6 separate regions of the Homo sapiens genome follow, and all the other regions are linked to region 2. A link is a contact called in ENCODE Hi-C or POLR2A ChIA-PET data. All regions are on one chromosome and are shown on one strand. Each heading gives the region's core, a stretch centred on a gene start or an enhancer-like site at or near the end of the contact. The rest is flanking DNA. Distances are from core to core; before and after follow the strand shown. Region 1 holds the start of GPR137B (G protein-coupled receptor 137B). Region 2 holds the start of B3GALNT2 (beta-1,3-N-acetylgalactosaminyltransferase 2). Region 3 holds the start of LNCATV (lncRNA negative regulator of antiviral signaling). Region 4 has its middle 32 kb from the start of NID1. Region 5 holds the start of LINC03108 (long intergenic non-protein coding RNA 3108). Region 6 holds the start of IRF2BP2 (interferon regulatory factor 2 binding protein 2).

Region 1 (3,561 bases), core at 504-3,003, 640 kb before region 2:
AGGCGGGCACTACCACACCCAGCTAATTTTTGTACATTTTGTAGAGAGGAAGTTTCGCCATGTTGCCCAGGCCGGTCTCAAACTCAGGGACACAAGCGATCCTCCCGCCTCCGCCTCCACAATGCTGGGATGACAGGCATGCGCCACCGCATACGGCCTCTTTCTTTTTTTAAATAAGTGACTTTTTCTCAAAAAAAAAAAAAAAGACACTTAAAAGGAATGAGATGCCTGCTTGCACAGGGTTTCTGCCCATCCGACAGTTCTGAAATTACCCTCACCAGGTGACACCGTTGACGCCTTCCCCTTCGGCAGAGTCCTAGTGAAAATGGACATCTTAGTGCTTGGAAAGCTAATGGGAATCAGAGATGATGATGACGATGATGACGGCGGCACCGCGTTATTAAACCTTTGTGCAACGCTATACAAAGTATTTGCAAAGTGCTCAACAATTACTGCACTTTCATTAAGTCAACCATCAGCAGTAAAGCAGCAGCCAAGTTAATTCACATACTCTCCCATTAGCTTATTTAATAATATGCCCCATAAAGTGATTTTTGTGTGGCTGTAAAAGAGCCCCAGTCAGCTTTTATGGCCTTTTCTTGGGGCCTCTCAGATGAGCTCAGACAGTAACTCTGATGAGCGGCAGCAGCTCGGAGCTGGGTGTTACCCCAGCCTGCTGTTTAGCAATCCGGTGGAATGAGTTAGTAAGCCGCAGTTCTGTAGAGCTCCTAAGCCGGAGGTTCAAAACATCTCATCAAAACCAACATGGTCTCACCCTGCCAACGCTCAAAACAGCAGTGTCAGGCCCAAATCTGGAGGCCAACGTGCAGAAGACCTTTCCAGGCCGGGAGTTAGGTGCCTGGGGAGGCAGGGCAAATTCTAGAGTTCAGGCCTCCCTTGGGGGCACACCTTCCATCCGTACTAACTGGCGTGTGCAGGCGCTGCTGCTTCGCGCTGCGCACGGAGAAGCGCCCCGAATCCACCGCACGATGCGGAGCCAGGGGCAGCGAGTGAGCGGCGGCCTCCAGCCCTCCCCTGCCTTCTCCTTGCCCCTTTTGGGAATGGCAGGGGGTTTCCTATGACAAATGCCCGCAAACAGGACAGGGTTCGGACGACCCCAGAGCCGGCGCCTTCTCCCTACACTCTCAGCCCTAGGGCCGGACCCGCCCCCGCGGCTGCCATCGCCCCTGCCTCGGGCGCCCCGCGGGGACCACCCCGCCAGGTGAGCGCCTCCAGGAGCCTCTCTGAAACTCACCTGCGTGAAGTACAAGTTCATCAGCGTGAGGGTGAAAAACTGCAGGCACACAGGGAAGCAGTAGAGCAGCCAGAAGACGAAGGGGCTGAGCGAATTGGCCGCCACGAAGTCTTTGAAGTAGAAGGAGAAGAGGACGGTCCGCAGGGAGGCCCAGAAGAGGCAGAGAAAGAGGAAGACGCTCTGGTAGCTGAGCCGCTTGTGGCGGTAACGCAGCACCAGCCAGAGCTGCACGTAGATGAACACGAAGAGCAGCGCGTAGAACACGGTGTAGACGACGGTGAGGCCAAGCTTCACGTAGGGGGGCACGGCCGGGGTCAGCGTGGGCGGCAGCGAGTCGTTGCGGGCTGGGTCCCACGGCGGGGTCTCCATCGGGCCGGGGGCGCTGCCGCGCGGCCGGGGACGCTCGGGCCTCATCGGGGCTCACGGCCGCCGCCGCCCCCGCGGGGGTCTCCGCGCATCGCGCTCAGCCTGCAGCCCCGAGACTGGAGGAAAGAAAACAAGCCGCACTTCCTCCCCCGGCACCACATGATTCACTGGGACGGCCTTTGTCTGCGATTGGCAGCGCCGCGCCCGCCGCCCCCGCGCGCCGACCGGCCCCGCGCGCCCCCGCCCCGGCCCGCGCGCCCCCGCCCCGGCCCGCGCGCCCCGGCCCGCCCTCCCCCGGGCACCGCGCGCCTTCGCCCCGCGAACCCCGGCCCGCCCTATCCTCGCCACCGCGCGCTCCCGCAGTGCGCGCCCCCAGAGCCGCACGCCTCCTCCCGGCCCCCTCCCCATCCCCGGGGCCGCGCGCTCCCAGACTGCGGGCCCCCAGAGCCCCGCGTCTCTTCCCCCCTTCCCGCCCCCTCCCCATCCCAGGGGCCGCGCGCTACCCGTCCCCGGCCCCTTCCCCATCCCCGGGGCCGCGCGCTCCCGCACTGCGCGCCCCCAGAACCGCGCGCCTCCTCCCCGGTCCCGGCACCGCGCCGCGCGCCCCCAAAACTTCCCAGCCGCGCCCCGCGCCTCGGGGGATCGCACTCGTGGCCTCGCGCATTCTGCTGCTGATTGCTTGTTTTGCAGAAGTTAATTCCTTTATTTAAAAACAAATTTAAAAAAAAAACTTTACAAGTCCTTTCCGTCCCCCCCTTTAAAAATAAAACTTTACGACTCTGTGGCTATGAACTGGCCGGCGTCTGGAATGATGTTTATTTCTAAATGCAGACATGCCAAAGACAGGGTTCGTATTTTTGAGGTCAAATTTGTATACTGAGTGAGGAAATAGACGGTGCCTGCGGCTGCTGCCTCCTCTGGGATGCAAGCTGGGCTGTTTTCTCCCGGAGAGCCTCACGCGCTCCCAGCGCCTCACCTCCCAGCGATGTAGCCGGTGCCGGGAGGCGCGCGGGCCGCGGGTCAGTGGATGGAGCCCACTGGGCTTCAGAGAGAAGTGGGGCAGCTGACGGCACACGGCCCCCCTTGTCCGATCCAACCCATGCCGAAGGAGGGTCTGTCCCCGCCACCCGAGAGCCCTTCTCTTTTGCTTTTGCTGAGCAGCTCGCTCCTCGAGGCTGTACAGCGACTTAGTCTTTGCCCCGGGGCACCACGCCACCCTTGTCTTGGGAGAGCTGGGGAGTGCTCTGGGAAAAGAGGGAAAGCCGGGCGCCCTCTGGAAACATTGCTGGGCAAGCGGTTCTGGTAAACAGAAGAAACTCGGATTTCCGAGGCTCCAGTAATTGTGATTTCTTTTCTTACTCCACTTCGTGCCTAATTGTGTGTTCTTTTTCCAAAAGACGGCCTGGCATATCCAGAATCCACCCTAGCTTTTGCTCAGAATTACTTAGTGGTTACAGCGCTCCCAGCGTATTCCAGGTGGTTCACTGGGGCCAAGTGTGCCTTTGGCGTGGAGCTCCTTTTCCAGTTTTTCTATCCTTTCCCTCTCTCCCTATCGCTATTTCAAGAGGAAATACGGAATTGGGCTCCACGCCTCTGATCTCGTTCCCCTCAATCCCCGTTCTGAACAGCGCAAGTGGAATGATGGAATGATCGCTCTAAAGAACACCTGGCCACTTTACTCCCGTGCTTAAATGCCCTTCCCTTGCTCCTCATAGTTCTGGGGTTAGAGTCTAAACTCCTACCCTAGCTTACCTCCCTGCCTTATCTCTTCCAAGGTGTTAAGCAGTGTTAACACCTCCTGACTCCCCTAGACTAAGAAAATTCTGCCCTTTCCTCCAACAGCTGGTCCTTCCTAGCTATCCATGAGGGTGTAACTTCCTGCAGAGAGCCTCTCCAGAACTCTCCACCCACCAAACTCTCAGGATTAGGCTAGGTGTTTC
Region 2 (3,974 bases), core at 960-3,459:
CCCCTCTAGGTTGTTAAGTGAAACAACACCTTGATTATTTAATATATTCGGATGACTTATGTTTATTCTTCCCTTTAGTGCTCATTGTAACTTTGAACAGTTGTTTAAATACTGCTAGTTGATACTGCAATCTGTGTCATTTCAATCCCACACTCACAATTCCCCTACCCGGCCCTAATTGTTATATTTTCCAGAGCAGGAATAACCTTCTAACATGCTGGTTGAGTATATTTCTTTATTATGTCTATAGTCTGCGCCCTACTCCCCATCAACACAGGATAGGGATCTTTATTTTGTTCACTGGTGTATCTAAAGTACCTACAAAAGTGTCTGGTACATAATAGACACTCAATAAGTATTTGTCGAATGACTAGCTCTGCTGAAATGAGGGATTAGTCCTCTTTTTAGGATAACTCATTCTAATTCACAAAATGAAAATTTTACAATATCAACAGAGGCCATTTACTACCTTTCCTGAGGATAAAAATAGTATACTTTTTCTGGCAACCAATTATTACTTTCTTGCCTTTTCTTTTTATTTTTTTTTTGTTTGTTTGTTTGTTTTTGAGACAGAGTCTCGTTCTGTCACCCAGGCTGGAGTGCAATGGCGCGATCTCGGCTCACTGCAACCTCCGCCTCCTGGGTTCAAGCGATCCTCCTGCCTCAGCCTCCTGAGTAGCTGGGACTACAGGTGCCCACCACTACGCCAGACTAATTTTTGTATTTTTAGTAGAGACAGGGTTTCACCATGTTACCCAGGCTAGTCTCGAACTCCTGCCCTCAAGTGATCCGCCCACCTCGGCCTCCCAAAGTGCTGGGATTACACGCATGAGCCACGGCGAGCCAAAGTACTTTTTTCCCTTAAGCCTGTTTGAGTTGGGTCTTCTGTCATCCAAGACTTTTTTTCAATAATACAGTCACCTTCTGTTTCCACACTTGTGGAAACTTAAAAAAAAAAAAAAAAAAACCGCGGCCGAGCGCGGTGGCTCACGCCTGTAATCCAAGCATTTTGGGAGGCCGAGGCGGGCGGATCACCTGAGGTCAGGAGCTGGAGACCAGCCTGGCCAACATGGCGAAACCTCGTCTCTACAAAAAAAATACAAAAATTAGCTGGGCGCAGTGGCGGGCGCCTGTAATCCCAGCCACTCAGGAGGCTGAGGCAGGAGAATCGCTTGAACCCAGGAGGCGGAGGTTGCAGCGAGCCGAGATCGCGCCATTGCACTACAGCTTGGGTGACAGAGTGAGACTCCGTCTCAAAAACAAAAGCAGAAACAAAAACCGCCCCATAGCCCAGCCGCTCGTTCTCATCCTTCTCTCCCATCCTCACCCCAGTGCCTTCACCGCCCCGTCCCCGCTTTCCGGCTGCCTCGGCGCGGGCCTGGTGGGCCAGGAGGGCTCCCACCCGGGGCAAAGCCTCAAGACGCGGGGCCGGCGTTCTCCCTGGAAGGCTCGCTGCGGCCACCCTTCCCCAGGTCCCCGGAGCCCACGTTCTCCCAGCTCGCCCGGCTCCCGTTTCGCTCCCAGCTCCAGTATGAACCCGGAGCACGTGCAGTTCTACCCTGATTGGCTCGTCATCATCGTGTTCCACAGCCTAGTCCCCAGCTCGCTGTCTGTCACCCTGCGTTCCCAGAGCACAGAACCGGGCAAAGAGCCGGGAACCCACGGCACCAGAGCTAATCCCTGATGAGTCACCGCTCCAGGCGCGGACACTCGGGCTTCCTCGCCCCACTCTACGGGCCAAGGAGACGTCAGCAGGATCCCACCTCCCACAGCAGTCGAGCAAGAGAGCACGCGGAACAAAGGAGCTCTGCGTGATTTCACACAAGAGCCACTCGGATTTCCTTCAAATCTGAGGCAAAGCGCATTTCCCTTCGCGGCTCCGGGCAGCCTCCGAGCACCGGGTCTCCGGCACTACCTCCCCTGGGCCGTGGGGTGGCAGCAAACGTCAAGGGGGATGCGCATGCTCTGTGTGGGGCCTCGCCCTTCGCCCCCGCGGCCGCCGAGTGACGGAAGCGCGTGCTTAGGCTCATGGGAAATGTGGTTTCTAAACCGCGGGCGCCCCCTGCCTGGGCCCAGAGCGGGACTTCAGCTCCCGGCCGGCTGGCTGGCGCGTGTGGAAACGCGGGAGGAGAGGGCGGGGCGAGTGGGAGAAAAGGTGGGCGGAGCCGGTGGGAAGGCCAGGCGGAGGGGGCGGGGCTTCGGCCGGCTAAGCCGCGGCCACCCGCGGTCTGAGGGACCGGAGGAGCGGGGCCGGGAGCTGCGAGGAGCCCCCCAGACGTCGCCGAGCGCGAGGGCGGGCGTGCTCGGAGTGGTCGCTCGTCAGCCGCCGCCCCTCAGTCTCCGCACTTGCAGGTCCCCTCCCTCTCCGCCGGGACGCGGGAGAGCCCGGCTCGCGGCGGGGGCGGCCAATGCGAAACTGGCTGGTGCTGCTGTGCCCGTGTGTGCTCGGGGCCGCGCTGCACCTCTGGCTGCGGCTGCGCTCCCCGCCGCCCGCCTGCGCCTCCGGGGCCGGCCCTGCAGGTGAGGTCCTGGGGCCGGGCGGGTTGGCGGCCGCCGGGGGGGTGGGAGGCCCGGCTTGGTGCCGCGGGGCTTCGCCGGGAATTGTTGGAGGCGGGGGAAGGGCCAAACGCGACGGTCCCCAGACGAAACAAACGGCTCTTTTCATCCTTGGAGCGTTAACATCGGGCAAACTTGAGGGAGCTTTTCTCTTTTCGTGTCCCCGCCTCTTCTCACTTCCCCGTTTCCCTTAACGCCCGCAGAGCCGGCGCCCGCAGTTGCAAGTCCTTCGCCTGTCCCCAGGCCTGGTTAGTGATGTCCGACGCCGCCCGTTCGCCCGGGAGCGGAACCTCGTGTGCCCTTCAGCCGCCAGCGCTTTCTGCTTTGGGAGCTCTGGCTCTGAAGTTGTTTTCTTCCCCCCCAAGTTGTTGGTCTTTCTCGGTCAAGACTGGGGTTTTAGTGCCGTGGATAATGTGTGTGCGTGTTTTCAAAGGTGGCTCGGTTTTGCTTTTAAGGAATAACTTTGCTGTAAGAATATACTGTAGTTCGTATTCTTGGATTATGATGTAAGTCGGTTAAACAAATCTAGACATGAAATAGGGCATGGCCGAGAGTTGGAGTTGTTCCTGTGAGTTTGGATCGCATAACCTGCTAATGCAGTTTACATGGAAATATCAAATTCTTTAACGATCGTGTCCATTTGCTCTAAAACTTAATCTCTCGTAGGAATGAAACCTTTGTTCTTGTTTCGCGTCACAGCCTAATAGAATGCTTTACTTACGGTGCCCAGCGGATTGTTTTGTTAGTGGGTTCCACCACCCTGAACACTACTTTAGCTTTCCCTGTATCTCTTGTCTTCTTCTTTAAGGGCTTGCCCTAGAACATGAAAGAAACCTAGAAAGCTCTTTTAAATATTATGTAATACTTAATTTTGTAACTATACTGGGACTTTTTTCCCTTACCATCTCTCCCCAAAACAGCTGTTTTCTAATCCAAAAGTTCTTAAAATTAGAATTGAGTGTTTGCAGTTCAGCACTCTATGCCTTATAAGTAGAAAGTATTCGGCAATCCTCAAAACAGTCTCAGTTATATGAAATTATGTTGAGGTTATTTTGGTAACAATCTCTTTTCCTATTAGATCACTAGCTCTTTGAAAAGGATTTGTGTGACCTGAATAGAATTAAACACTATTTAAGTGATTTAATGAAAGTACAGTGTTGCTATGCACTTAACCAGTTGATGGGGTCAGGGTTTTGCTCAGTGTTTTTTAGGTTTTTGTGAAGTGAACTAAGAAGAGAACGCCATATATAAAAAATGCTTTGTAACAGCTGCTTGTGTGTTACAGGTTTCTCTCTTTTGTTATGAGTGAGCCCTGCTGGAATCTCCTTGTAGAGCGTCATTAAGTCTGTTTATGGCCTTAATGGTTGTTTAGGGTTCAGTAAAACAAACAAAAACTGAAATGTTAGTAGACTTCAAAC
Region 3 (3,478 bases), core at 660-3,159, 540 kb after region 2:
TTAAAAAAAAAAAAAAAAGAAAAGAAAAGGACTTGCTTACAATATCTCTCATGCTTGTAATTGGAGGTCATACCTTCAAGAATAACTACAAAAGCTTTTATTTTTCTTTGTATTAAAAAACCAAATCAACAAAAACTATTCTTCCAGACAACCTCTATAAACGTTCCAAACTAAAATTCATGAGATTCCCTTCAGAGTATTTTGTTGTTCCAAATAAAGAAATTCTGTAATATAAAGAGCTTTTTAAGACACAGATATAAGGTGATGCCTTATACTTGCCTATCCATCCTATTTTTCTCTATGCTTTGCTGGTCTGAGTAGACAGGGTTGGTAATGACCCCAAATGGAACACTTCTCTAAGTGATGGGAAGATCTCATGCAGTGTCCTTCATCAGAAGTACCCATTACCTAGTGCCCTTGTTGGCACTGGAGCTGGAAGGCTCAGGATAGCAGGGAACAGGCAGCCCACAGTCCTGGAAGCAGGCCTGGTGGCACAGGCCTGGGTATGGAGTGTCAGTGGTGGCAGAAGAGGGGAGTCACTGTTTTCTTCATTAGTTAATGCCTCTCCCCTGGAGGGAGGGCAAGAGCTATGGTCTACACAGCCAAAGTGAGAGGGTGGTTGAGCAATTCTCCAGCAAACTCAGGCAAAATCAGGCAAGCATATTTAGGCCTAGAAGTCCTGGTTACCACAGCCTAAAGTGATAGGGACAGAAAGTGAAAGGAACAGAAAACCAGTCTGTATTTGTTTTATGTGAATTTTGGAGCAATGGCTTTTCCAAAGGAGGAAAGAAGAAGTTATTCTTTTTAAAACACAGTTGAAGAAGAGGATGCTTTTCCTATGGACATAGTAGGCCATTTACCAACGAGTTATTAAGATAAAAAATACCTACTGGGCCTGTGTAGGAAGCCTGGAATTCTCTTACTTTATTGTATTTTCCTCTAAGGATATATTGCGTTATTCCACAACAGGCTGGTCATAATCTTTGAGAGATTTACTTCTGAGACTTTTTGGTGTGGCTTCATTCACACTTCACATTTCCTAAGAGAGACAATTTTGGCTACTTTGAAAGAACCCTCCCTCAAACATAAACATCACAGCATCCTGACTTTAGAGTGTCTGTCTCAACATTTCAATGTTAGAAGGTTTATTGGAATGCAGACAAATAAAATAAGATAAATAAAATCTCAGTGTGCTTAAACTGAGAGCAGGTTCTTTTTTGGAAGATGTGCGTGTGTGTGTGTGTGTGTGTGTTGATGAGCTAAGTGTTGATTATAACCCAAAAAGACGGAAAGTGTGAGATTAGATAAGTGTCTGCTAGATCCATTATTGCTGTGTGCATTCTGTGAAATGGGCTTAGAGTTCACTGGTTGTAGCTGCAGGATAAAGTTCACTTGTTGTTTATTCTCAGTCTGATTAGGCCACCATTGAAAACAGAATGTGAACTACTGTCCAGAAGCCCTCTGTGAACTTCAGGTCTGCCTTAGGAGGGACGCTTCCAGCGAGGGAGCGCGTGATGAAGTCTGCAGGCATTGCTGGGGCAACGCTAAGTGGCCGCTGGCCAGGGTAGAAGTTAAACCAGGAGATGGCTGTCAAATGCAGTTGTTAGGTGTGGCACATCTTTCTCAAGCTGCTGAGCTGAGCAGGAAAGAGAGACGTTTGTTTATGGATTTATCTCATCTATAAGACACTCTTATTAGATGAACTCTATATCAGTTCTATGTAGAACTCTGTACCAGTTCTATAAGGCACTCTTTAATCTGAATCTTTTTATTTGCTCAAGAGAAAAATAAGTCTGACTTGCATCCCATTGAAGATTTAGATTGCACTGTTTACATCTTTCACCTGCGCCGCGGTAGCGTCCTCTACCGATGCTATCCTACGTTGATTTTTCCAGCAACCTGGGAAGCAACCTCATAGGTGGTTTGGGATGTCTTTTGGCTGTGCTTAAAAATTTCCAACAGATTTGCTACACATCTTAGGATAAATATGTTTCCTGTGAATTGTGATGATTTCTTACAGTACATTTGCAAGCATGTGTATGCATCTGCAGGAAACATAGCCTGGCTCTGTGAAGGAATACTGCTGTGACCGCAAAACTGTTTCTGTAGAATTTTCTCCGGTGTGGTCATCCTGCCTTCAGGTCAGTGAATAGATGGTGTTTGGACAGCGTCTGGCACAGATACTTTAACCTTAAAGCTTAATGTATAACTGGTATTTTTTCCCCCTTCTGTGTCAGCAATTGGCAACGGGACACTGTAAATAAGGATTCTGGTTTGTAAATGGACGTCTGTTCCTCCAGGGGAGGGGAAGGCTGGAGTAAGCAGTTTTGAAATTCATGCTGCAAGTGATAAGATAATTTGAGTAACCTGTAAGACCTGTGGATTCACAGGTTTCAAAAACAGGAAAGTCTCTTGTTTGAAAACCCTCTAAAGCAACATGTGGGCTTAGAAAAGAAGCCGGCTTGTGGTTTGGTGATTGTACTTCCTTATTGATATAATGGCCGCTGACGCAAGGCCTCCTGGGATTGCAGCGCGGTGACCGCAGGCCTGACGGTTACCCTGACCGGGTTCTGAAACAGCCCGGGGCTTTCAGCACAGATGAGAAGTCTAAAAATTTCCCTTTTCATTTCCTCTCTTGTGTGACTTTGTCATTTTTAAAAAAACTGGTCACAGAAAAGGGAATTTTGCCCATGCTTTTAAGGAGTTTATCTCGACTGAGTAGCTTCCCCGCCACTCCTCTAAAATCCCTCCTCAAAAACCCCAAGTTAAAAAAAAAAAAGATCTATTCTTGTAGATTTTTTTTGTGTGGGTCTATGTTTCATTCATCTGCTTTCAGGCTGGATTTATAACAAGCAGAACTTTTAAAACGGTATGATTTTAAAATAAAATTAAAAAAAAAACACGCTGAGATCTTTCCATAGCTTTGGCTTCTGGGAGTTGAAAGCGCAGGTACGTGCTACATCTTCTGGAAACCTAACCCTCGCACGCCAAGCGGGAGGCTCTTTTGGTCAAATACTCCCAGGACTTATGCTTGAGTTCTGAAATAAGTGAAAGCAGATGCCATTCCTGTGCGACATAGCTAACTGACCGCAGCCCAGAAAGTTCTGTTGGCTAGCTGTGTGGGGGCTGTCTTAAGCCCTGAAAACATTCTGCATCAGAACTCAGCTTCAGAAAGGGGTTCCTGCTCTCCTGTCTGCCCTGGAGATAGTCACGCATGACAGCTTGTGGGCTGACTGAGCATTTAGGCAGCTGCTTTTCCTCTCTCCCTCCAGGAGGAAAATAGAGCAAAAAGGTAGAACTTACTTCCACACCCAAGTTTCTCCTGAAAGCACTGTGCCTGTTTTGTTTGCTACACATCTTGGGTATGTATGTTTGCATCTATGCATGCAGGCATGCATGAGTTATTTATGTGTGTTATTTGGTCCAGCCTTGAAGCTCCTTTTATTTTTCAGTGAATTGAAAGAAGGTAACCTTTGGA
Region 4 (3,772 bases), core at 351-2,850, 590 kb before region 2:
CTGTGCAAGGAAATCTTGAAATGCCAGTAACATCCAGGTTAGTTAATTTATAGGTACATAATGATGAAGAGGAAGATAGTACAAGAACAAAACACAGGTCTCTTGTGCTTAATGGGCCAGGAGTTGTTTTAAGTACTTTACGTGCAATAACTTGATCCTTACAACAACCATCACAAATGAGGAAACTGAGGCAGAGGTTAGGTAACTTGCCCAAGATTGCACAGTGAATAAGTGGGGGAGGCAGGATTTGAACCCAGGCAGGCTGCCTGCCTCAGAGTCCTTTTCTTTAGATACTATGGTAGCCACATCTCTGCATGATCTCATGTGACTTGATTAGCTTAACACAGCTTTTTCAAAAACTAAAATTTCTTTATCCTCTCCCTATTCCTAGTTTCTCCTTCCTTTCTTCCTTCCTTCCTTCCCTTCCCTCCTTCCCTTCCTTTCCTTCCTTCCCTTCCTTTCCTTCCTTCCTTCCTTCCCTTCCCTTCCTTCCTTCCCTTCCTTTCCTTCCTTCCCTTCCCTTCTTTTCCCTTCCCTTCCTTTCTTCCTTTCCCTTCCTTCCTTCCCTTCCTTTCCTTCCTTCCCTTCCCTTCCCTTCCCTTCCCTTCCCTTCTTTTCCCCTTCCCTTCCTTTCTTCCTTTCTGATGGAGTCTCATTCTTTCGCCCAGGCTGGAGTGCAGTGGCACAATCTTGACTCACTGCAGCCTCCGCCTCCCAGGTTCAAGAGATTCTCCTGCCTCAGCCTCCCAAGTAGTTGGGATTACATGTGCACACCATCACACCCAGCTAATTTTTGTATTTTTAGTAGACATGGTGGGGAGGTTTCGCCATGTTGGCCAGGCTGGACTCGAACTCCTGACCTCAAGTGATACACTTGCCTCAGCCTCCCAAAGTGCTGGGATTACAAGTGTGAGCCACCGCGCCTGGCCCTATTTTCATTTCTTTCTAATAGTTAGTGCTCTCTCTATCTCCTGCACTTGCTAATTCACATATATTCTCCCTTCAAATCTGCCTTGACAGCCTTCTGTTTTCAAGGGCCTCACAGCTACCTGGTTCCTTCTCTCAAAAGTTCCCTCTTCTGCAGGTAACTTCTCACTCACTTCCCTTGGACCACCCCTCTGTCTCTGTTAGTGTGAGGTGGGTTGTGTCCAGGGCCATCCACCAGAGGAAAGGGGAGAGAAGCCATACTTCTTGGGTCCAACGGGAGTCAAGGAGATCAAGGACCAGGTGTTGAGACCCGTATTTTGGTTTGGGAGGCTACAGGCAAGGTAGAAATGGAAGGCTGTTCTTGGCCGGGCACAATGGCTCACGCCTGTAATCCCAGCACTTTGGGAGGCTGAGGCAGGTGGATCACCGGTGAATTCCACAGACACTTAAAAGCAAAAATAATAATTTGTTGAATACAGTGAGTTCTAAATTTCTCTTCAAAGAATCAGTATGTCAGTATGTTCAGTTCTTTGTTCTCCATTTTAAAGTTGAACTTCCTCGTTCTCCTCAGCCCTAGTTTCACTAAACAACCTTTTCCAACAGTTCTAATCAGTAGTTAACGTCTATTCCCCTGGTCACCTGCTCCATTCTGAGTCACCCCTGGTCACCTGCTCCATTCTGAGTCACCCCTGGTCGCCTGCTCCATTCTGAGTCACCCCTGGCCACCTGCTCCATTCTGAGTCACCCCTGGCCACCTGCTCCATTCTGAGTCACCCCTGGCCGCCTGCTCCATTCTGAGTCACCCCTGGCCGCCTGCTCCATTCTGAGTCACCCCTGGCCGCCTGCTCCATTCTGAGTCACCCCTGGCCGCCTGCTCCATTCTGAGTCACCCCTGGCCACCTGCTCCATTCTGAGTCACCCCTGGTCACCTGCTCTGACCTGAATCATCCTGAGTCACCTGTTCTGTAACCACCCTTCCCACCAAACTACTCACCCCGCCACTCTGGCTCATACCCCTGCTCTCTTTAAAGTAGCCAATCGGAATTAGCTTAGACTGTGCAGTCCAACCCTAGCCAATACGGGAACGACGCATCAGTAGGGGCTACCTGTGTCAGGAATCAGAACCCCTTCCCCTCCCTTGTTCAGGTGTGCTCTGGCCATTGCTCCATCTGCGAGTCGCACCCTTCTAGAGAAGTAAAATTGCCTTGCTGAGAAAATTAAACTTATGTTTGAGTGCTATTTCTTTTGCAGCACCAAAAATTTATTTACAACAAATTCTACACAAATTTTTCCAGAAACTGGAAATGGAGAGCTTATGTTACCCAATTTTAAGATTTACTAGAAAGATACAATAGACGTGACAGGGTGGTATTGGTAGAAGAATAGACACGAAGATCAATGGAACAGAATAAAAAGTTGAGAAACAGCTACATGGTCAATTAATTTTTGATGACGACCAACATAATTCAACATGGAAAGATGGTCTTTTTTGAAAAAGAAACATTGCTGCTTTGTGGATGAAGTGGATGTTCATACACAAAAATATCCTTAACTTTTACTTCACATCATAAAAATGTTTAACTCAGAAAGGGTCTCAGACCTAAATGTAAGAACTAAAACTATAATATTTTTAAAACAGAGGTCATCTTACTTTTTCTTAAAGGGCGAGGTAGCAGATGTTTAGGCTTATGGGCCATGTGGTCTCTGTCATGACTACTTAACTCTGTCATAGCACAAAAGCAGCCATAAACATTACAAAAATGAAGAGTATGGCCATAATCCAGTAAAACCTTATTTAGAAAAACAAGCCACTGGCCCACAGGCCGTAGCTTGGTGACCTCTGTTCTAGAAGAAAACATGTAGAAAATCTTTGCGAGGTTGGGTTAGGCAAAGATTTCTCAGAAGTGAGTTTTAATTGTATTTGAGATTTGTTTTAATTGGGTATGGTAAGACATGCAGATATGAAAATAATTGGTATAAAGGAAAAGGTTTTTGTTATACTCAGTCCCTAGAGACAGGAGGCATGGCACTCCATGCAGGGCCACAGGGAGAAGTACTCAGGTAAGACAGCAGGCTGGGGTGATGGGACCTGGGGGCAGGAGCCTTTATCATGGTTTTCATGGGAAGAAATAGATGATGCAATATAAGCAGGCTAGTCAGGGTTAGTATTGGGCAGTTTGAACAATTTGGTGGCTCTGGGTCACAGGGACTGTCCCTAGTTGTCTGGTACCAGGTTCTGGGGTGACTAGGGCAGGTAGATAGTGGCCCAGAGTGTGGGAACCCACTAAGGGAAGTGGCTGGGGGTGTGAGCTCTGGATTGATTGGTTTGCATATGGAAGGCATGCTTGCAGGCATGTCCTTTGCTATCTCTGGGAATTAGCTTACCCCGCCTGGGAGGGGCAGCCCCTCTTGGCTCAGCAAGGTCTCAGATGTCAGAGCATCAACAATATCAAAAATAAGAAAATGTAGTTAATACAAATGACTCTAAAAGCACAATTCATAAAAAGCAATCAATAAATGGGTCATCATCAAAATTTAAAACTTTTGCTCTTCAAAGTACACTGTTGGCTGGGCACAGTGGCTCATGCCTGTAATTCCAGCACTTTGGGAGGCTGAGGCAGGAGGATCATTTGAGCCCAGGAGTTCGAGCCAGCCTGGGCAGTATAGCAAGACCCCAATCTCTACAGAAAAAAAATAGCTGGGCAAGATAGCATGTGCCTGTAGTTCTAGCTCCTTGGGAGGCTGAGGTGGGAGGATGGCTTGAGCCCAGGAATTTGAGGCTGCTGTGAGCTATGATCATGCCACTGCACTCCAGCCTGCCTGGGCAACAGGGTGAGACCTTGTT
Region 5 (3,927 bases), core at 85-2,584, 520 kb after region 2:
AAATAATGACTTCATATGAGGATATCATTACTACATGAGGAACTAAGGCTGGCATGAAGGCAGACATATGTTATTCAGAGAGCCATGGTGCCAGGTGCCTAGCACAGAACAGTTTGATAACCATTTGAGGGTAATAATATTTTGTTGATTGATTGATTTATGGACTCACCGGTGACTACTTTCAGGAACTGGTTGAATGGCATCTAGAAGCCTGCATGGCTCTGGTCATAAAGGATGACAGGATGACATTTGCCTATAACTGCAAGGCCACTTGCAGGCAGAATGCACGTCCCATGTCTTGTTGATGTCTGTGCAAGATCCACCTGATCTAATCTACCTGACCTCCCTGGCTCAAGGGATCTTCTTGCTTCGGCCCCACAAGTAAATGGGACTAAAGGCATGTACCACCAAGCCTGGGTAATTTTTGTATTTTTAGTAGAGACGGGGTTTCACCATGTTGCCCAGGCTGGTCTCGAACTCCTGGACTCAAGCGATCTGCCTGCCTCGGCCTCCGTAAGTGCTGGGATTACAGGCGTGAGCCATGGCGCCTGGCCTCCCTTGGTCTCGAATGGGTCTCCCCATTTCTTTCCTTTCTGGGATAGGAAGATGACAGCTTCACTTCAGCCAATGTCACCAAGAATTTCTCTCCCTTCCGAGATTGGAAGGTGACAGCTTCATTTCAGCCAATGCAACCAAGAGAGGCTTCGGGAAAGTCAGAAGATGGCTAACGCTGCCTGTGACCTAGTGCAAGGGGGAACTGGAAGCCCCCAGGGACGATGGTGGAGAAACTGAGAACATGGGGTGGCAACTCTGCCCTGCCAGCCTCCGTGGTGGACTCTTGCCACGACGAACAGCCAGGGTGGGAGAGGCCCACTGCAGGGAGCTACTCCTTCCAGGCCTGGTGCGCAGTGGTTTCCTGCCTTGCTAAATGGCCGTTGCTCGGTGGTGATGATTCATGGCATTTGGAAAGTGTGGCTGTGTTCTGAACAGGGAAGTGAAAAATAACACAGCCAAGGTCAGTGCAGGACAGGATAGGGGCTGTTACAAAATGTGCAGTTTTACTCTGAAAAATGCAGGGGGTGGGGAGCCACAGTAAACTCGGTCCTGGTGGTTCACACCGCGTGCGTGGCGCCCTGCTTGCTCTCCTTTACAGCATCAACTTTTCCGAGTGTCAGTCACTAATTTGTCCCTTGGAAGCGGCTGCTGGTCTTGGCTGAGCGGCTGTGGGTAGGAGGAAGTGGATGCGTGATTCAGTGAGTGTCTGCTTCCTCTCTGACTCAGGATTGGATCTGTTTCTGAGGGTGGTGCCAGGGGGCACAGTGTGGCTTTAGCTAGATTCTTTGAACTTGGAGTCAAACCTGAGGCTCTGACCCCTTGTAGCCGCTGGCCCTCCCTTGACCCCTTTGGATGAGTGAGGGGGCTCAGCTGGACCCTATGACCTTGCTTCACATTGGGTAAGCCTTCTGACCTGAGGCCTTCCTGTGGTTTCAGCTGAGAGAGGCTAGTGACATAGAGAGCCGAGGCAAATCCTGGATCTGTGCCTGCCTCAAGAGCTCCCTCCTTTGTGGGAGTTGCATTTGGGGGAGCAGCATAGTTCTCAGGGGCTCCACCTAGGCAGGCGCTAGACTGATGGAGGAGGCAGTTGAAGGAGGAGGTAGTTTTCTTGTGGTCCCTTTGTCTATTTAGCCAATGATACGATAGGAGAGGGTCAGGTGGGGAGCTGAGACATTCCGAAGTGAAAAGTCAGGATTGGCTTTTTCTTCTAGAGCATGGAGTTTTCCAAGGATCTGTCACTAGTGTGCCGTCTGAACAGACATCGCTGCTGACACCTAAAACCTCTTCTAAGAAACACTCCAATTATTCAGATAATTGCTTGTGCCTAAGACTGTATAACCTAAGAGTCGGGTGCAGGCTTGATAAAGAATTGGAAGCCCTCTGCAAAACTGCTACAGGTGTTCTGTGTTCCGACGCCCTCCATCACCTTGGACAGGGGTTCTTCTTCCGGCCCAGTCTCTCCCATTTCCTCTTTTCTCCCTCCATCTCCTCCCATTTGCTTGGCCAGAGCAGAGGCTCGGCTGGTCTAGTTCAGGTAGGATGGCCAGCATCCAGTCACTGCCATATTCAACAAGGACTTGAGAGCTTCTAGAGAGAGAAATGCAAGTCAAACCAGCCTGGGCTTTTAAAAGGGGGCTTTGTGTGACCCTGGACACCTGCAACTGGGAGCCAACACTGCCACGTGCTCTCTCTTTTCTCACGCCTCAACTTCCTCTGAATACTGATCTAAATCTCTTTGCTAAGCTTCCTCTCTATGGCAGGTAATGTGCACGATGGCAGCTTTTGCTTATTGTACCTCATGACTTCACTGCCAGAAAGGGACAGAGAGGGGCCTTCACGGCCTTCACTGGGGCCAGGTGACCATCATTGGCTCAAACACTGCGGCTTGGGAAGAGCTGAACTGATGCCTGCTCACATCTGGACTCTGATTTGTGCTAGGGAGGGGGTACTTTCCAGAAGAAGGGGCCCCTGTCCTGGAAGACATACAATGGAGCCCACCACCGTGGTGCTGAGAGCTATTCCCAAGTCCTAGGGCGCAGTGGGCCCTCCTCCTTCGCCTCTGCTTCCCCTGCCTGGCAGTGAGGGGCATGGCCTGGGGGAGGGGTGACATCTGTCCACAGAGCCCATTGTTTTTTGGCTTGAAAATCCATAGGAAAATGGGGGTTTTTCTCAGCTCCCTTTTTTTGGAGTGGGGGCAGCAGCCGTGTGATTTTCTGAGTGGAATGCCTTGGAGGATCTAAGCGGTGAGTGAAGGAAGAACAAAAGAACCATTCTCAGAAGCATGGCAAAAATGAAACCAAATAAAAACCCCATAAAAATCCCTACCGGGGCAGAGGAAATACCAAGCCAGTGCTTTTGGAGTGCAGATTCTGTAATAAAGGAAAGATTCATGGATACGCTGTGCAACTTGCTTATGTTTGGACTGGAGGGAGAATGTGCAGGAACATGATATAAAAGAGTCATCCAAGAAAGGGAGGCATCGCTGTGTGCATTTGTGTTGTGTGTTGTTGCAATTCAGGAGTGGACTAAGGACTGGGGTTCATGGGGAGCCTGAAAGAGACACTGGACTGGTTCAAAGTTTGTGCACAGCTGCGGAGATCAGATGACTGTCAGCTGGGCCTGCCCCCTGCTGCCTCTGCTTGATTGCAGGAGGAACTCTGACCTTGATTTAGTCACCAAAACACCCATCTGGAAAGCTCTTTGAAGATTGATTAAGTAAACACTCACAGCACAGACAATCATAATTGAGTGACGTAGCTGAATTATCTGCAGTGCGTGGAAGAATGCACTGATGAGAAAGCTCAGGGGCATGTTCCCTCTCTGTTCCTCTAATTTGGCTTCCTTACTTAGGGGTACAGTTTCGGGCACCGGGAGTGTTTTGAGGGGATGGCGTGGAGGATGTGGAGACTTTCACTCTCATTTGGCAGGGTGACACTATCCCAGGCATAGAACACCACCCGTCACCGCACTGCAGCTGGTGTGGCCTGTGGCAGGTAGCGCTGTCCGCACAGCTGACCTGAGATGCTGCCTGTAGGGGGTTTCAGTTCTGCTTTGTGACTGTGGGCTGCTGTGAGCCCACTTTGGGAAAGGGCTCACAGATGGGGAAGGCCTGGATTTCATCTGGGAGTGCCTCACCTCTCTGCACGGTGGTTCTGCTCTAGGAAAGAGCTGGTGGGCCTCTGTGGGCATGAAGCAGTGGCCACGTTAGTTCCCTAATGATCTCTGCAGCTCCGTGGGAGATAGAGATGGGAATAGGCTGTCAGCTCTGGACTCGGCTTCTGGACTTGGTATGCCTGGAGTTTGTTGAGTCCTCTGGATTCGGGGAGCAGTTTTGATGTTCATTCAATTCATTCATGATTGATCCATCCACCT
Region 6 (3,610 bases), core at 1,111-3,610, 890 kb after region 2:
AACCCCCTTGATTCCGGATCGAGCCCAGAACTAAAATAGCCCTTCCATTTTCCATCGGGCATTTCATTAGGGAAGTTACAACAACTCAGTTTCGACATGAAACTGGCAGTGTAAAATAAGAAGGAAATGCTCTTCCTTTGGAGAAGAAAAGCTCCGTTTTGCAAAGATCTTAGTATCGTGGCAGAATTTCTATCTCTAATTCTATTTTAGGATGGAGTGGCAGGCTCTCCCCTTGAGGCCATTACAGTACCAGCTTGCAGAGAAATGAGTATAATTAGGCCACAACTCTAATGGTGAGTTGTGTTTTCTTTTAGTATGTTTCAGTCAATGCTTAGTGGGGCCGTCTCTTGGGGGCGATGAGTTGGTTCATTTCTCTGCAGCACAAGGACTGGACTTCATCCCCTTTGGGCAGTGACGCAGTGGGTGAAGGCATGTACTGGAATGAGTGTCACAGGGTCTCTGAGGAGGGTGACCAAAGGGACAGGTCTTGAAAGCGGTGTGCAACAGCAGGGCCTGGGAGTGACCAAACCCGCTGGCACCAGCTACTCCCGGGAAGGATCTGGACAGGCCCCATTCTCCCAGCTTGGAGAGGGTGAGGCAGGATTGCAATTGCAGGGCAAGATCCAGGAACAGATGCAGAGACCTTTAAAACAGGCGCACCTTCTATGGAAATCCCCAAAAGACATTCAAGGTTAGCCTGTAAAAACATTTAGGTCTGACATTACGTTTTCTGTGCCATTTTCGAACAGGTTTTTTCATGTGTTTTAAGCAGCTCCCTCCACTGTTTCTCTAAGGGTGTTTTTCCTCTTCCTTGTGGTTAATCCTTTGAAGCAACCTGGTATTTTCAATAGCAACGACTAGAGAGAAACGTCAGCATGATTTTTTTTTTCTCTCCACCTACCAATCCAGTTGTAGGAAAGATAATATAATTAGTACCCTGTTCTTCCCACACTTAACCAGCTCATTCCAGTCTCAAGGGAGAGTTGTGGGCCTGTGTTCCCAACAAAAGCAGCTCCAGAGGCCGCCCTTAAAGAGCTTAAGTGTAAAAGTCCCAATTGAAGAGCGACTAAGCCTACGTGTATTAGGGAGACTAACGACCAGCCCAAAGTGATTTACCATAACACACACTAGCTCCTCCTCCCGATAAAAGTGCGAAACTCAAACATTCAATTCAGTCTGGGCTGAGTCTGAGGCTGCCAACGGTGGCAGACCTGCAGGCCGGGCTCATCCCGGCCTGGGTGGCATATAGGGCAAAAGTCCGCCTCCGTCGGCGGCCCGCCCTGCGGGACGGCGGGCCAGCCAGCCAGCCGGTCGCCCCCACGGCCCTCGGGAACCTCGCGGAGGCGAGCAGGACCCCCCCCCCCCCCACTCGCGCCCTCGCCTCCCGCCACCTCGAGTCCAAGTTCGGGCCCGGGGGCGGCGCCTCGACGCCCAGACTCGCCGAAGGGGGTGGAGCCTGCGCTGTGACGCGGCCGCGCTGGCCGTAGACCCCGGATCCCTGGAATGTGCATTCGTTCCACGAGGCCCTAGTGCCAGCGGCGCCGAGGCACGTCTGCGCGGAGCGTGCGCACTCGCGGCGGCGGCCGCCCACGGCCCCGCGCCCACGTCACGCGCCCGCCGCGCATACCTACATAAGGCAGCCGGGGCGACTGGCGCGGCGAGGCCCCCGATGAACAGGGCGGGCTGGACGGGGCTAAGAGCGGCACTTGGTGTTCGGGAGAGGCTAGTCCGAACCGCGCTCCCTCCCCTCCAGAGGGCTCCGTGGAAAACGCGCGAGCCAGCTGGCGGCGTGTGCACGTGGTGCTGGGCTTGGGAATATTCACAGTCTCCCTAGTTAGTAAAAGGGACAGGCGGGGCGTATGTCCTTTCCAAGACAAATGCAAAGCACCAGTGACGGATTTCATGCTATGTGTCCGACATTGAGCTTTCAAGTATAACTCCTAAAAAACCAGAACTGTGAACCACGCTAGACCTAAATTCCCCATTCTCAGGAGACTGACGGAAACCAAGTGACAAAGTGTCCTTGCATAAAAGAAAAAAAATGATTTTTAGCACGATTTGGCCCAGAGGCACACCAGAGGAAAACATCCTGAGGGTGGTCGGGACAGCCGGGTGGGGCGCGAAGTGAGGGAAAGTGGAGGAAAAGCACTCGATCACTTTGCGCGGTGTTCCGAAGGGAACACCGGCGCTGCGCTGCTGCGCTGCCCCGCGGGCGGGCGGGCGCCGCGTAGCCGGCTCTCCCGGCAGCGCTCCTTCGGCGCGCGGGGGGAGGGGGAGCGCGCGCGCGGGAGGGCGGGCACGCGCACGAGGGGAGGGGGCCCGCGCAGGCGCCGTGCGAGACTGTCGAAGAATCAAGTCTGTAGAAGTGGAGCGGTCGCGGCGGCAGCAGCAGCAGCGACGGTGGCGGCGGCGGAGCTGAGGCGGGCTGGCCGCTGACGCTGGCGCTGGAGAGCGGCGACGCCAGGAGCTGTGAGAGAGCGGCGGAGCGACCCGGGGCCCGCGCCGCGCCCGAGCTCCACGCCGCCCGGCCGCCGCCACCCCGGCGCGGCATGCCCCGCCGCTCGGGCTGAGCCTGCCCCGGCGGCCGCCCCCCGCCCCCTGCCCCCCCGGCCTCCCCGCCCCCCGCCCCGCACTCCGTGCCGGCCGCCGCCGCGACCTGCTGCGCTCCCCCGCGCCCGCGCGGCCCGTCTTCGCCCCGGTCTGGAGGCCCGCCGCGGCTCCGGCCGAGCCCCCACCGCCGCGCCCGCCGCCCCGCCGCGCCGCGCCGCCCGCCCGTGCCCGGGCCGGCCGGGGGGAACTGCTGCCGCGGCTGCAGCCCCTCACCTCGCGCCCGCCGCCCCTCGTGCACCGGGGGCGCTGCGCGGGCGCCGAGCCTTCGCGGGCTTTGCCGCCGCCGCCGCCGCCTTTGCGGCCGCCGCCGCCGCTGGTGGGGGAGACGCGGGGTTGGGGGGGGAGGAGGGCGCGCGTGGTGCCGGTGGGGGGCGGCGGCGGCGCCCCCTCCTCCTCCTCCGCCTCCTCCTCCGGCGTCGCGGGCTCCTCGGACATGGCCGCGGCGGTGGCGGTGGCGGCCGCGTCCCGGCGGCAGTCGTGCTACCTGTGTGACCTGCCCCGCATGCCCTGGGCCATGATCTGGGACTTCACCGAACCCGTCTGCCGCGGCTGCGTCAACTACGAGGGCGCCGACCGCGTCGAGTTCGTCATCGAGACGGCGCGGCAGCTCAAGCGGGCGCACGGCTGCTTCCCGGAGGGTCGCTCCCCACCCGGCGCCGCGGCCTCGGCCGCCGCCAAGCCGCCGCCGCTCTCCGCCAAGGACATCCTTTTGCAGCAGCAGCAGCAGCTTGGCCACGGCGGCCCCGAGGCGGCCCCGCGCGCGCCGCAGGCCTTGGAGCGCTACCCGTTGGCGGCCGCGGCCGAGAGGCCCCCGCGCCTCGGCTCTGACTTCGGCAGCAGCCGCCCGGCAGCGAGCCTGGCCCAGCCGCCGACGCCGCAGCCGCCGCCCGTGAACGGCATCCTGGTGCCCAACGGCTTCTCCAAGCTAGAGGAGCCGCCCGAGCTGAATCGCCAGAGCCCGAACCCGCGGCGCGGCCACGCGGTGCCGCCCACCCTGGTG

The links. Hi-C counts contacts between places; a loop is a spot of excess contacts on that map. ChIA-PET counts read pairs that join two places held with the same protein, here RNA polymerase II (POLR2A). Pooled maps may share reads with other maps.
Region 1: a loop to region 2 is called in a pooled map, with 5 times the contacts of the local background. The contact joins the promoter of GPR137B here to the promoter of B3GALNT2 in region 2. A Hi-C loop is called at or near these places in 1 of 168 maps with a recorded cell type or tissue (OCI-LY7), 5 of 37 single-sample maps with no recorded cell type and 11 of 50 pooled maps.
Region 3: a loop to region 2 is called in a map of heart left ventricle, with 7 times the contacts of the local background. The contact joins the promoter of LNCATV here to the promoter of B3GALNT2 in region 2. A Hi-C loop is called at or near these places in 1 of 168 maps with a recorded cell type or tissue (heart left ventricle), 3 of 37 single-sample maps with no recorded cell type and 9 of 50 pooled maps. POLR2A ChIA-PET finds 5 or more read pairs at or near these places in 1 of 52 experiments (activated naive CD8-positive, alpha-beta T cell).
Region 4: a loop to region 2 is called in a pooled map, with 7 times the contacts of the local background. The contact joins the enhancer-like site here to the promoter of B3GALNT2 in region 2. A Hi-C loop is called at or near these places in 2 of 168 maps with a recorded cell type or tissue (MCF 10A and PC-9), 1 of 37 single-sample maps with no recorded cell type and 7 of 50 pooled maps. POLR2A ChIA-PET finds 5 or more read pairs at or near these places in 1 of 52 experiments (activated CD4-positive, alpha-beta T cell).
Region 5: a pooled map shows a loop between it and region 2 (4-fold over the local background). The contact joins the promoter of LINC03108 here to the promoter of B3GALNT2 in region 2. A Hi-C loop is called at or near these places in 2 of 37 single-sample maps with no recorded cell type and 7 of 50 pooled maps.
Region 6: a loop to region 2 is called in a map of CD8-positive, alpha-beta T cell, with 8 times the contacts of the local background. The contact joins the promoter of IRF2BP2 here to the promoter of B3GALNT2 in region 2. A Hi-C loop is called at or near these places in 9 of 168 maps with a recorded cell type or tissue (CD8-positive, alpha-beta T cell, Caco-2, K562 and 5 more), 16 of 37 single-sample maps with no recorded cell type and 20 of 50 pooled maps. POLR2A ChIA-PET finds 5 or more read pairs at or near these places in 3 of 52 experiments (CD4-positive, alpha-beta T cell, CD4-positive, alpha-beta memory T cell and Panc1).

What each region holds. Positions count from the first base shown.
Region 1 is chr1:236,140,731-236,144,291 of GRCh38, reverse strand. It overlaps GPR137B (G protein-coupled receptor 137B), which reads right to left and starts at 1,753. Exons shown (of 7, transcript NM_003272.4): 1 at 1,256-1,753. The coding sequence starts at 1,669. RefSeq lists an enhancer at 1,026-1,529 and silencers at 1,495-1,764, 1,835-2,014.
Region 2 is chr1:235,502,687-235,506,660 of GRCh38, reverse strand. It overlaps B3GALNT2 (beta-1,3-N-acetylgalactosaminyltransferase 2), which reads left to right and starts at 2,209. Exons shown (of 12, transcript NM_152490.5): 1 at 2,209-2,520. The coding sequence starts at 2,409. RefSeq lists enhancers at 1,611-1,730, 1,431-2,107 and a silencer at 2,041-2,680.
Region 3 is chr1:234,962,430-234,965,907 of GRCh38, reverse strand. It overlaps LNCATV (lncRNA negative regulator of antiviral signaling), which reads left to right and starts at 1,909. Exons shown (of 4, transcript NR_125945.1): 1 at 1,909-2,141. RefSeq lists enhancers at 2,261-2,310, 2,331-2,630, 1,944-3,143.
Region 4 is chr1:236,095,193-236,098,964 of GRCh38, reverse strand. No RefSeq gene overlaps it. Among named protein-coding and RNA genes, the nearest start is that of NID1, 32 kb to the right of the region's middle. RefSeq lists enhancers at 1,209-1,711, 1,442-1,736, 1,712-2,215, 1,162-2,361. Within about 2 kb of position 1,600, at least 15 of the 41 ENCODE cell types and tissues checked have a DNase peak (open chromatin) inside an H3K27ac peak, as active enhancers do; they include PC-9, where a contact is called at or near this core.
Region 5 is chr1:234,978,183-234,982,109 of GRCh38, reverse strand. It overlaps LINC03108 (long intergenic non-protein coding RNA 3108), which reads left to right and starts at 1,334. Exons shown (of 2, transcript NR_186308.1): 1 at 1,334-1,454; 2 at 1,767-3,927. RefSeq lists an enhancer at 2,072-2,575.
Region 6 is chr1:234,608,928-234,612,537 of GRCh38, reverse strand. It overlaps IRF2BP2 (interferon regulatory factor 2 binding protein 2), which reads left to right and starts at 2,360. Exons shown (of 2, transcript NM_182972.3): 1 at 2,360-3,610. The coding sequence starts at 3,044. RefSeq lists silencers at 1,136-1,735, 2,216-2,405, 2,466-2,565, 2,946-3,025, 3,266-3,545 and enhancers at 1,986-2,085, 2,188-2,885.